Linked DNA regions of Homo sapiens: region 2 is linked to region 1. Evidence: read pairs that join two places in POLR2A ChIA-PET (ENCODE). Cell type or tissue: PC-3. All regions are shown on one strand. Links, peaks and the distances in the headings refer to the core of each region. The heading gives the core; the rest is flanking DNA.

What was found. ChIA-PET counts read pairs that join two places held together with the same protein. Peaks named below come from ENCODE experiments on the same cell type or tissue, not always from the same donor. Only the 100,000 strongest peaks of a DNase experiment are listed, where the experiment ranks them.
Region 2: POLR2A ChIA-PET joins it to region 1 with 11 read pairs; 2 of 35 experiments call an interaction of 5 or more read pairs at or near these places.

Annotation. Positions count from the first base shown.
Region 1 is chr11:46,295,405-46,303,168 of GRCh38, forward strand. It overlaps CREB3L1 (cAMP responsive element binding protein 3 like 1), which reads left to right. Exons shown (of 12, transcript NM_052854.4): 2 at 4,531-4,759. Among named protein-coding and RNA genes, the nearest start is that of CREB3L1, 22 kb to the left of the region's middle. RefSeq lists a silencer at 263-342. In PC-3, for the core only: no CTCF peak of the experiment used is centred there; DNase peaks (open chromatin) are centred at 3,837 and 4,237; H3K4me3 peaks cover 872 bases; H3K27ac peaks cover 1,825 bases.
Region 2 is chr11:46,014,956-46,019,955 of GRCh38, forward strand. The region is part of intron 6 of PHF21A (PHD finger protein 21A); the gene reads right to left. Among named protein-coding and RNA genes, the nearest start is that of LARGE2, 95 kb to the left of the region's middle. In PC-3, for the core only: no CTCF peak of the experiment used is centred there; no DNase peak of the experiment used is centred there.

The DNA.
Region 1 (7,764 bases), core at 1,358-6,357:
GAGACCCTCGGTCTCCACTTCTCCCTGCGGGGGTGGGGGCGGGGCCGCGCTACTGATGAGGGGTTTAGGACACCGTGAGACGGCCAGGCCATTTCTGCCTCGGCCCCAGACGCAGAAGGGGTCCCATGCAGGCCCGAGCCAGTGCACCCTGCGCTCCCTCAGCCGCGGGCCGTCGGCGCAGGCCGGGACCCTCCTCCGCGCGAGCCCTGCACTCCTCCGGTGCCCTCCACGCCGCCACCGGCTGCTGCTCGCAGCCTCCCGCCATTGGCCAGGAGCTCTGCGGCTCCCACCAGTGAGCAGGCCGGATTCCGGTGAGGGGCGGCCCCGGGTGTTCCCGGGTTAACCCTTTGTGGGCCGCTCCAGGACGGCGGCACCCGGATCCTTCTCTAAAATTTAAAGGGCGGGCGGCTGAGGCCAGGCTCCAAGAGAGGGTGCAGCCGAGAAGAGGGGTACGCAGGTCTGCAAGCAGGAGAGCTCGGGAACCTCTCCTCCAAGGGAGGGAAGCCGGCGCCGGCTGCGCGTGACAGCCGAGAAGGAGCTTATATTGGCACGACTATAGGAAAAAGTCTTTAACGAGGAGGGAAACAAATCATAATATGTCCTTCTCCGGCTTCCCACCCCCGTTGCCTGGAAAGGCACCCCTGTAGGACGCTCACCCCCTGCAGAACCCTGTCGCCCTCAGAGCGTTGACACATGGCTCCCCTGAAGTTCGTGAACTCCTGGCCGCCGACCCCTTGCTCTTGCTCCCCAATTTCCATCGGACAATCTAAACCTGAACTTTTGTGTGTGAAGTGGAGGGAGGGCTGGGTGTGGTTGGGGGTAGAGGGGACAAGGGGGCGTGCTGGAGCGGAGGAGGTCTGAGGTCTCCAAAATGGGCTTTCCAGGGATGGGGCCAAGTGGATGCGGTGGAAGGAGTGAGAGGACCAGAAGGTCCCGCACACGCCAGGGCAGCCCTGGACTTCACCAGCTCACTTTGCAGCCCCGGACATCACCAGCTCGCTCACTGTGCGTCCTGGGTAGCTGTGTTTCCCTCTCTGGACTGGAGTTTTCTCTACTAAGAAATAGGAGGGGGGGAACGAGGGGCAGGGGACCGTCGGGGAGCTTTCTCCCGTCCCTTCTGCCTCTAACTTGGTGATAGAAACCAACCCTACCTTAGCCGCCATGAGAGGCCAGGCATCAGACGGAACTAGGGCCGCAGAGCGCTCTAGGGGAGTCCCTGATGGCAGTGCTCCCAGGAGGGCGAGGTGGGCCTAGGGATGATGGGACGCGCCCACCGTCCACCCAGCACCTGAAGAAGCCCGGCGCAAAGAGGACCTGGGCGTCGGAGTGTCCTCCACCCCCACCCCGCCTGCCCCTTGGCCGCCCTCCCCTTCCACTTGGCTCCCGTTGCTCTGGAAGCTCCATCCTGCTGGGTTTTGGCTGCTGTTTCTAGCAGGTGGGGTGGGGACTGCTCACACAATGGGGCCAGCTGAGCTCTCTAAGCAGTTTCCTGTGGGCACCCTAAAAGGGTCTCTGGGAAGAACCTGGGTCATCTGCCTGAGCCAAGGCCTTCAGGGAGTCCAGCCCAGATCCGAGGAAGCATCTTTCCTCTCCCAGGCCCCAGGAAGGGGCTTGGCAAACCCTTATCGCCTGAGAAGCAGCTGCTGGAGAAATACCTTAGCGGCTGACTCACCGGCTCCCTCTGCTCACAGCCCCCTCCCACTGGGCCCAACACCAGGCCTTTGAGAGACCCTAAGGGAGAGAACTGGCGGAAGCGCCCCCAGCCGGCAGGCCCGGGCTCTGCGGAGGGTGTAGCCAGCGCGGCCCTGGCTGTGGCTGGCTGGGTGGTTGGGGGGTGGTTATACCCTGTAAATGGCCTCTGTCTGGGATCACAGTGATTCTTAGAAACTCATTCAGCTCTGACCTCCTGGTACTGCCTCACTCCAGGTATTGATGGACAATTGGTATGCTGATGGCATTGCCATCTGGGTTCTAAGGCCCTGTCCCTCCACCAGTATCATGAGCCAGGTGCTGGAAGGCAGCAGGTGAACAGGGTGCAAACCCTGCTTCAGGGCAATTACCGGACCGGGGAGGGTCTGCTGCAGTTGTAAAAGACTGGACAGTGAGGGATGGTGGGCACCTCCCTGCTGCATTAGCGCCCTTGGCCTCAGTTTCTCTCTCTGTCAAATGCCAATATGCATTTGTCTTGTCTCATTGGATAATTGTGAAGATTAAATGAAATAATGCATAGGAGAGCACTTTGGGTTAAAAGCACAACAGAAATGTAGGATGATGATTGATTGCTGGCAAACTGGGAAGTGGGAGAGTACCCCTGCCAATGGGGCTTCTGAGCTCATTTTGTCCTGGATTATCTCATCAGGCTTTGTTTGGAGGGAAAGGCCAAACATTCCCCCCACAACTCCCACCATTGGTTCCAAGCTCAGCTCGGGGACAGAGTTTAGGGGCTGCAGTTTTCATGATGACGATAACTAACAATGATCGAGCATTCACTCTGTAGCAGGCACTGTTCTGTGTTTTATATGTACAGTATTTACTCATTTTACCCTCATACTCCTATGAGGTGAGTACTAATCTAACAAAATTTTAGATCCTCATGGCAACACTATGAGGTAGGAACTATTATTTTCCCCTTACGGATAAGGAAACTGAGGCACGGGGAAGTTAAGCAACTTAGCAAGTGGTGGAGCTAGGAGTCAAAAGCACGTCTATGTGACTCCAGAGCTCGTGTTCATCTCCTACTCCATGCAGACAGACTCATGTGGCCCTGAACCTTATGCTCATACAGAAGGCTTCTCTGCTCATTACCTTCCAGGTTGGGACAGGCTCCCAATATTCCAGGCCAGAAAGGGCCAACAACTCCAGACCTTGAAGGAATCCCCTGGCACAAGCCTTTAACCACTCAGCAGGCAGGGCTTCAGGACCTAAGGCAGCCCCCCATCCCCCATCTCTTCTGACCCACCAGCAAATTCATTCGTTCAATAAATAAGGAACAAACAATAGAAACATTTATTGGACAGGCACGGTGGCCTACACCTGTAATCCCAGCACTTTGGAAGGCCGAGGCGGGCAGATCACTTGAGGCCAGGAGTTTGAGACCAGCCTAGCCAACATGGTGAAACCCCATCTTTACTGAAAATACAAAAAATTAGCTGGGCGTGGTGGTGCGCACCTGTAGTCCCGGCTGCTTGGGAGGCTGAGGCATGCAAATCACTTGAACCCGGGAGATGGAGGTTGCAGTGAGCCAAAATCATGCCACTGCACTCCAGCCTGGGTGACAGAGTGAGACTCTCACAAGCAAGACAGAAAGAGAGAGAAAGAAACATTTCTTTACACATTTATAATTCTTTAGAGAGAGAAAAATAATGTACAAGAACCTACCATATGTCAGCCACTGGAGTGCTTTACTAACAATAAGAGGCAACGTTTATTGAGTAATTACTATGTGCCAGGGACTGTTATAAGGCCTGTACGTGGATTAACTTGTTTAATCCTCATGACAATCTTGGAAGGTAGGAACTATTAATATTACCAGCTGTACAGAGGACGAAATGAAACAGAGAGGTTAATTGACCTTCCCAAGATCATGGAGACCAAGATTTTTCAGACTTTTTTGTTTCTAAGAAATATATTTTACATCATTACCAAGTACACACATGTGCGTTCACACACACAACTGTGATTTTTTTTAATTGCCAGGTATTTAACTCCACTGTGTGCTGTGCACTCTGATATTTTCTACTTTTTTTTTTCTGTTTTATTTTTACTTAAAATTCTGGTCGTGACCCACTAAATTGATTTCACAACCCATTAATGAGTCACCACCCACAGTTTAAACAGCACTGAATCATAGCTAGAAGGATGGAGGCCACCATTCGAACCTAAATAGTAGGGCTCCGGAGCCTAACCTCTCCATATAAAGGATGGCTTGGGAAAGGAGAGAGACCCCGAAGTCTTGAGGACAGATGGACACTGTGCTGCTGAGGAGACTGGAGGCCTCAAGAATCCCACTGCCCTGCATCACTCCCTTCCCACATTCCAGCAAAAGATCATACAAAATTCACTAATATTGCCTTTGGAAAACAAACTTGTTGGCGTAGACACACGGTTGTTCTTTTACTTTGTCTTCACATCAGCCTATGAAGGAAGTAAGAAGGACTGAGAAACTGACTCACGCAGTTTAAGTGATTTGACAAAGGTCACAGAGCCCAGTGTCCTGTTGCCTGGTCCAGGGAGTTTTTGATCCCATCCTGAGCTCACCCTTGCAGATAACAATGGTGAGCGTGGAGCTGGTGGTAGAGAGAATGGGATGACAGTGGTAACGGTCATGATGGAAATGATGAGAGTTGGTGTTGCAATGTTGGTACTGGGGAGATTGGTGATGTTGCTGATATTAATGGGAATGGGCACAGTAATGGGAGGTTGCAGGGACAGTGGTGGCCATGGTGGGGTGCTGCACCACCACAGTAGCACCTGCACCCCCTTCCCAAGCAAAGCTGAATTCCCTCTTCCCCTCACCTCTTCCTTCCCTAGCACTTTCCTGAGCACCTGGACCACTTTACGGAGAACATGGAGGACTTCTCCAATGACCTGTTCAGCAGCTTCTTTGATGACCCTGTGCTGGATGAGAAGAGCCCTCTATTGGACATGGAACTGGACTCCCCTACGCCAGGCATCCAGGCGGAGCACAGCTACTCCCTGAGCGGCGACTCAGCGCCCCAGAGCCCCCTTGTGCCCATCAAGATGGAGGACACCACCCAAGGTAAGAGGTGGAAGAACCTGGGGACAGCACAGGCCCAGGAGGCCCAGGAGGGAGGAAGCTCTGGGGTGACAAGAGAGTGTGCCTGCAGCCTGAGACTCCCAGAGGCTCCAAGAGGAGCCACCACAAACCCCTTAGGAGGTGCTCCTCCCTGCCTTTCTGTTCTCCCTCAGCTCAAAGCCAGAGGAGCACTTCTCAAAAGGGTTTTTTGCTGACTTAAGTCAGTGGTTTACAAAGTGTGGTTCCCAGACCAGCAGCATCACCTGGGAATCTGTTAGACATGCAGATTCTCGGGTTCCACCCCCAACCTGCTGAATCACAACCCTGTGGGTAGGGCCCAGCCTTCCAGGTGATTCTGATGCACACTCAGATTTGCAAACCGCTGACTTAGAGGAGACAGTGGGGGTAATTCAATAATAACTGTGGGGCCGGGTGTGGTGGCTCACGCTTGTAATCCCTGCACATTGGGAGGCCGAGGCAGGTGGATCACCCGAGGTCAGGAGTTCGAGACCAGCCTGGCCAACATATGGTGAAACCCCGTCTCTACTAAAAAAAAAATACAGGGCCGGGCGCGGTGGCTCACGCCTGTAATCCCAGCACTCTGGGAGGCCGAGGCAGGCGGATCACTAGGTCAGGAGATCGAGACCATCCTGGCTAACACAGTGAAACCCCGTCTCTACTAAAAATATTAAAAATTACCCGGGGGTGGTGGCGGGCGCCTGTAGTCCCAGCTACTTGGGAAGCTGAGGCAGGAGAATGGCGTGAACCCGGGAGGCGGAGCTTGCAGTGAGCCAAGATTGCGCCACTGCACTCCAGCCTGGGCGACAGAGCGAGACTCCATCTCAAAAAAAAAAAAAAAAAAAAAACCAACTAGCTGGGCGCGGTGGTGGGTGCCTGTAATCCCAGCTACTCGGGAGGCTAAGGCAGGAGAATCGCTTGAACCCAGCAGGCGGAGGTTGCCGTGAGCCATTGCACTCCAGCCTGGGTGACAAGAGCGAAACTCCGTCTCAAAAAAAAAAAAAATACAAAAATTAGCCAGGCGTGGTGGTGCGCTCCTGTAGTCCCAGCTACTTAGGAGACTGAGGCACAAGAACTGCTTGAACCCGGGTGGAGAAGGTGTAGTGAGCTGAGACCGCACCACTGCATTCCAACCTGGGCAACAGAGTGGGACTCCATCTCAAAAATAATAATAACTGGCTGGGTGCAGTTGCTCATGCCTGTAATCCCAGCACTCTGGGAGGCTGATGCGGGTGGATCACCTGAGGTGAGGAGACGAAGACCAGCCTGGCGAACGTGATAAAACCCCGTCTCTACAAAAATACAACAATTAGCCCAGCATGATGCCCTCCATCACATGGTGCCTCCATTACATGCTGCCTGTCATCCCAGGTACTTGGAAGGCTGAGGCAGGAGAATCACTTGAACCTGGGAGGCGGAGGCTGCAGTGAGCCAAGATTGCGCCATTGCAATCCAGCCTGGGCAACAGAGTGAGACTCCGTCCCAAAAAAAAAAAATAGACGGGGTGCTGTGGCTCACGCCTATAATCCCAGCACTTTAGGAGGCTGAGGTGGGCGGATCATTTGAGGTCAGGAGTTCAAGACCAGCCTGGTCAACATGGTGAAACTACTAAAAATAGAAAAATTAGCCAGGCGTGGTGGTGGGCACCTGTAATCCCAACTACTCTGGAGGATGAGACAGGAGAGTCACTTGAACACAGGAGGCAGAGGTTGCAGTGAGTCGAGATCAAGCCACTGCACTCCAGCCTGGGTGACAGAGTGAGACTCTGTCTCAAAAATAATAATAATACTATCCTGGCTAACAGAGTGAAACCCCATCTCTACTAAAAATAAAAAATAAATTAGCCGGGCATGGTGGCGGGTGCCTGTAGTCCCAGCTACTCAGGAGGCTAAGGCAAGAGAATGGCGTGAACCTGGGAGGCGGAGCTTGCAGTGAGCTGAGATTGCGTCACTGCATTCCAGCCTGGGCAACAGAGCGAGGCTCCGTCTCAAATAATAATAATAATAATAATAATAATAATAATAATAATAATAATAATAAGCTGTAGACAAGTTACCAAGACTCTAGAACCTCACTGCCTCCTCATACTATGTTGTCCTCTGAGACGCTACTTGAGAGAGATTCCTTCTTTTATTCCTGAAGGTAGCATTCTCTAAAGCTCTCCTCTCCCCCTAACTCCATCCTTTAAAGCAAAGAGCACCCTGAGTTCTTCCACTCAGGTAATCAGCATTCAAGACCCACATTGTGCCCCACTTAGAAATGGTCCCTTCGGGCATTTCCTCAAATACAGGTGGTCCTGGCTCTGTCGCTTTTGGCTACGTGATCACAGACATGTTGCTTAACCTCTGTAATCCTTAGTATCTATATCTACAAATGCAAATAACAATAAACATTTCTATAGTACTCTCCAGTCTACAGATTGCCTTCATGTTAATTATCACATTTATTTCTCATGACTGACAGGTGAGGTTGGAATCACTTTTATCATAATCTCCATGTGACCGATAAGAAAACTGAGACTTGGCCGGGTGCAGTGGCTCACGCCTGTAATCCCAGCACTTTGGGAGGCCAAGGCAGGCAGATCACGAGGTCAGGAGTTCGAAACCTGCCCGACCAACATGGTGAAACCCCATCTCTACTAAAAATACAAAAATTCACCAGGCATGGTGGCGTGCGCCTGTAATTCCAGTTACTCAGGAGGCTGAGGCAGGAGAACTGCTTGAACCCGGGAGGCGGAGGTTGCAGGGAGCTGAGATTGCACCACTGCACTCCAGCGGAGGTGACAAAGCGAGATTCTGTCTCAAAAAAAAATAAAAAAGAAAACTGAGACTTCACAAAAGCTCAGTTGTCTAGGTCACGCCCACAGTAAAATGCAGAACAGAGACATAATAGCACACCCTGATTCTCAACCGCAAACCCTTGCCACCACCACATTTGCCAGTCAAGAAGGGCAGCCAGGGCTATTTGGTTGGGACCCACAAGGGCATTGG
Region 2 (5,000 bases), core at 1-5,000, 280 kb before region 1:
GGCGACAGAGCGAGACTCCGTCTCAAAAAAAAAAAAAAATAAAAATAAAAAAATAAAAAAAAATAAAAAAATAAAAAATAGTTATTCTGACTGGTGTAAAGTGGTATCACTGTGCTTTTGATTTGCATTTCTTTGATGATTAGCAATGTTGAGCATTTTTTCATGTTTGTTGACTGCTTGTATGTCTCCCTTCAAAAGTGTCTGTTCATGTTGTTTGCCCACTTTTTAATGGGGTTATTTATTTTGTTGTTGTTGTTGATTTAAGTTCCTTACAGATTCTGGATATTAATCTTTTGTTGGCTACATAGACTGCAAATATTTTCTCCCATTCTGTAGGTTGTCTGTTTGCTCTGATAGTTTCTTTTGCTATGCAGAAGCTCTTTAGTTTAATTAGGTCCCAAATGTCAATTTTTGTTTTTGTTACAATTACTTTTGAGGACTTAGCCATAAATTCTTTGCCTAGGCCAATTTCCAGAAAAGTATTTCCAAGGTTTTCTTCTAGGATTCTTATAGTTTGAGATTTTAAAAATTTATTTCTTCAATAATAAATTAACCTTAGCTTAGTGTAATTTTTTTGCTTTATAAAGTTTAATTTTTAAACTTTTTGACTCTTTGTAATAACAGCTTAAAACACATTGTACAGTTGTATAAAAATACTTTTTTTATCCTTATGTTTTAAGTTTTCTATTTTTAAATATTTAAATTTTTTGTAACTTTTTAAGCATTTTAATTAAAAACAAAGACACAAACACACACATTAGCCTAGGCCTACACAGGGTCACAATCATCAATATTACTGTCTTTTACCTCTATACCTTATCCCACTGGAAGGTCTTCACAGACAACAACATCCATGGAGCTGTCATCTTCTATGGTAACAATGCCTTCGTCTGAAATACCTCCTGAAGGACCTGCCCGAGGCTATTGCTGTTTTACAGTCATCTATCTATCTATCTATCTATCTATCTATCTATCTATCTATGCAGAAGGAGTATATTTTAAAGTAGTGATAAAAAGTAAACACATAAACTGATAACACAGTCATTTATTATTATCAAATATGTACTGTACATAATTGTATGTGCTATAGTTTTATATGACTGGCAGCACAGTAGGTTTGTTTACACCAGCATCACCACAAACATGAGTAATGTATTACGCTACCAAGTAGTTATGATGGCTACTAAGCAACAGAAAATTTTTAGCTCCACTATAATCTTATGGGACCACCATCATATATGTGGTCTGTTGTTGACCTAAATGTCTTTGTGTGACTGTAGATCCTTTTGCTAGTAGAACAATCTTTCTCAAAAAGGGATATCACCATGTCATTTCATGACTCAAAATTTCCCAGAGTCTTCTCCCTAAACTCTTAGGTAAGGCATTTAAGGCCCTTAACAACTATACTTCGCCTCCCATTATATCCATTCCTTCAACCACTCTGAATTATCTGCTATTTCCAGAACTCAAAATGCTTTTTCCTGCCTCTGTACCTTTGCCTTTGCTTAAATTATTCCCTCTCTCATGCAACACCTTTCCTACCTGTCCAAACCTTACCCATTCTAGAAGACCTAGATCAAACACCATTTCTTACATAAACCCTTCCCTAATCCCCTACTCAGGATTAATATCTCCCTTCTCTATATTCAAAGAGCACCCGTGTACAACTTTAAAATGGCACATGACATAATCTATTTTACACTGCAATTTGTAGCTTATGTTTTTCTCCTCTACTATACTGCCAGCACCTTAAGAACATGGGGAGACTAGGTCTTGCTGATTTTATAGCCCACTACCTGGAGCTTGGCAGCCCTCAGAAATGTTTGGTAAACTGAACTGAATCATTACATGATTCTATCATCTAGAATGCAGACCTATAGCACTTAAAAATTAAACAGACACGACCTCAACCAATGATCAAAATTTGTATCAGCAATTCTGGGGCAAATCAACATGATGTGCCCTGATGTGATGAAGTCACAAGGTAGTGTTCTTACTAAAAATGTTTAACCTGGATTTTTTTTTTTTTAATTGAGATGGAGTCTCACTCTGTCACCCAGGCTGGAGTGCAGTGGCGTGATTTTGGCTCACTGAAACCTCTGCCTCCCAGGTTCCAGCGATTCTCCTGCCTCAGCCTCCTGAGTTGCTGGGATTACAGGCATGTGCCACCACACCCAGCTAATTTTTGTATTTTTAGCAGAGACGGGGTTTCTCCACATTGGTCAGTCTGGTCTCAAACTCCCGACCTCAGGTGATCCGCTCGCCTCAGCCTCCCAGAGTGCTGGGATTACAGGCGTGAGCCACCACGCCCGGCCTACATCTATTAATTTTTAACAGGCATATTTGCTATCTTCTCATAGTTCTAGCAAAGGAAAAAATCAGATTTGTTTTTTTAGCACTCAGAACGACTAAAGAAGTAGGAGATACTAAAGTATATTGAAAGCTAACAAGACTGTAAACTACTCTTTGCAAATACTAGTTGGATGTGTTCTTTTCTTGCTTTGGGTGTGTGGACTGATAACACTCTGTCTCCCTGTGGTGGTAGGAAGCTATTTGTAAGCTGAAACTCCTGACAAGGAAGAGCTCCATATTTATAAGTTACAGTTCAGGATTTGCCCTTAAGGGGGAAAAAAAAAAAACACCTCCCTCATCTCCTCAAAAAAACCAAACTGGAAAAGAAGTCATTATCTTTACTCACTATAATATTTTCTTCCAAATTTCTACAAAATTAACAAAGATTACATAAATCAAATGCAAATGATTTTGTCCCTAAAAACTGTTCTTGATAAATATGTAGACTGATAGGAAAAACTAATCTTTCCCCTAGAAATAAACCAAGGTTCCACAGAAAAGGCTATCAAACAGCAAAGCACAGTGTAAATAGCCACCCAAATTGCTCTTATTACTTTGCCTTTTCAACTCTGTAATCTCAATTGGAACACAAAATGAAAATTTATTATTTTGGTTAAATTCATTACTCTAACTAGCTGTAGGGGTTAAAAAATGTGTCCTAGGCCGGGCGCGGTGGCTCACGCCTGTAATCCCAGCACTTTGGGAGGCCGAGGCGGGCGGATCACGAGGTCAGGAGATCGAGACCATCCCGGCTAAAACGGTGAAACCCCGTCTCTACTAAAAATACAAAAAATTAGCCGGGCGTAGTGGCGGGCGCCTGTAGTCCCAGCTACTTGGGAGGCTGAGGCAGGAGAATGGCGTGAACCCGGGAGGCGGAGCTTGCAGTGAGCTGAGATTGCGCCACTGCACTCCAGCCTGGGCGACAGAGCGAGACTCCGTCTCAAAAAAAAAAAAAAAAAAATGTGTCCTATGCTTCAAAAGCTTTCTTATAAAAGCATCAAAATGTACCTCCCCAGAATGCCCAATGATCTGTTAGCTGCGCATCATGAAGGTCTGGGCTCAAGCTCAGCACCATTTTCAGGAGAATGTACAGTATAGTATTAACACTTAGCCTCTGGTGTATTTGGCCAGTTGGGAAAAATCTATAGGGGAAAAAGAAAAGAATCTCCTTAAAACTGAAAGAAATTTGTCTAAAGACTTCATCTCTCATCAATTCAGAGAAAACAGCTATCCTGAAATAGCCGTCTGTGCATAATTTATGTGTCCATTTAAATGCCTTTTAAATCCCACTAACCTATTTGACTCAATTTCATATGGAAGAGATTCCATACAGGTACATATGTCACATGACTTGGCAAAAGATAATTTGGTAAACATGAACAAAATCCTGATATGGACAACACATTTTTTTTTTTAAATTCAAGAAAACAGAGATAGCAATTGATAGTTGTAGAAAAAATGATGATGCTGTACCAAGAATAACTGTAGGTAGGAGCAGATGGTGATAACTCACTTAATGGCACTGCTTACTGCATACCATGACACGCTCTCACAGATGCACATCACCAATTTCTAAAATAACATCTCAGAGTAATGCAATCCAATGCAAGACTTTTTATGACAAAATCAATGTATCATACCGTAAGCAGCAAGAACACACACATCATGTAAGAAGCTAAAACTGTGTTTAAAGACAAACTCATTTGGTCAAAATAAGGCAAGAAAAAGAAAGGGGGAAGAAAATAAGCCTTTCTCATTCTGGAAGCCTAATCTAATTTTTTTTTTTTTTTAATTTGGAGCCTTTGAAACTCACAGACTCCATTTGCAAACTTTTGTGGCTGTTAATTTCTCAGTTATTGGTTTTTCGCTTTATCTTCTCTAAAGAGGAAAAGAAGAAACTGCTTTTTAATTCTTTCTAGAAGATAGGGGAAAAGAATGTCGCTTTTAATGGTACTTTTTGATTAGCTTGGGATCTGAGTTCCAAATAAAGTCACATCAAAATTAAGTATCATGTCAAATGAATCATCTTAATTTTTTTCACTTGAGAACTAATCCAGAAGCTAACTTTCATTGGTAAGCATGTACACCACGCCAAAAAATAAGATGGGCTTTTATAAACTAAGTGGGAATGAACCAGGTCCACACAGCCCTAAGATGTGGCCAATCCAGGCAAAGCTGGCTAAAAGCAGGGATCAGAGGAATTTAGTTAAACATACTCTACCATACCCCTGAACAAGTTCTGGAGTAGATATTATGGAGTACTATGTTCTTTCTGATGCTATAAATTGCACTCTATTCACCTGTGACCAATTTTTCCAAGATCCAAATGCTTTACTTTTATATTAACTTAAGCAATCAGACGGCATTCCAATCTTAGCAATGAAATTTAGTCGTATTAGTCTCCGGTTAGATTTAACTGGTTCCTTTGTTTTTATATTTCTGCTTGACAGTTAAACAGTAGCTCTGCTCTAAAAATGATAACACAACATTGCAACACAGAAGCAAGTAAGAAATATTACATCTGTGAGTTACATCTCCTAGGTAGAAAAGGACCACACAACCATTAAGAAGCAGGAAAGCCCATATGCTTAACTTTCAGGGTTCCTAATAATCTTAATCATCATGTCATCTCATTTCAAATTGTGTTC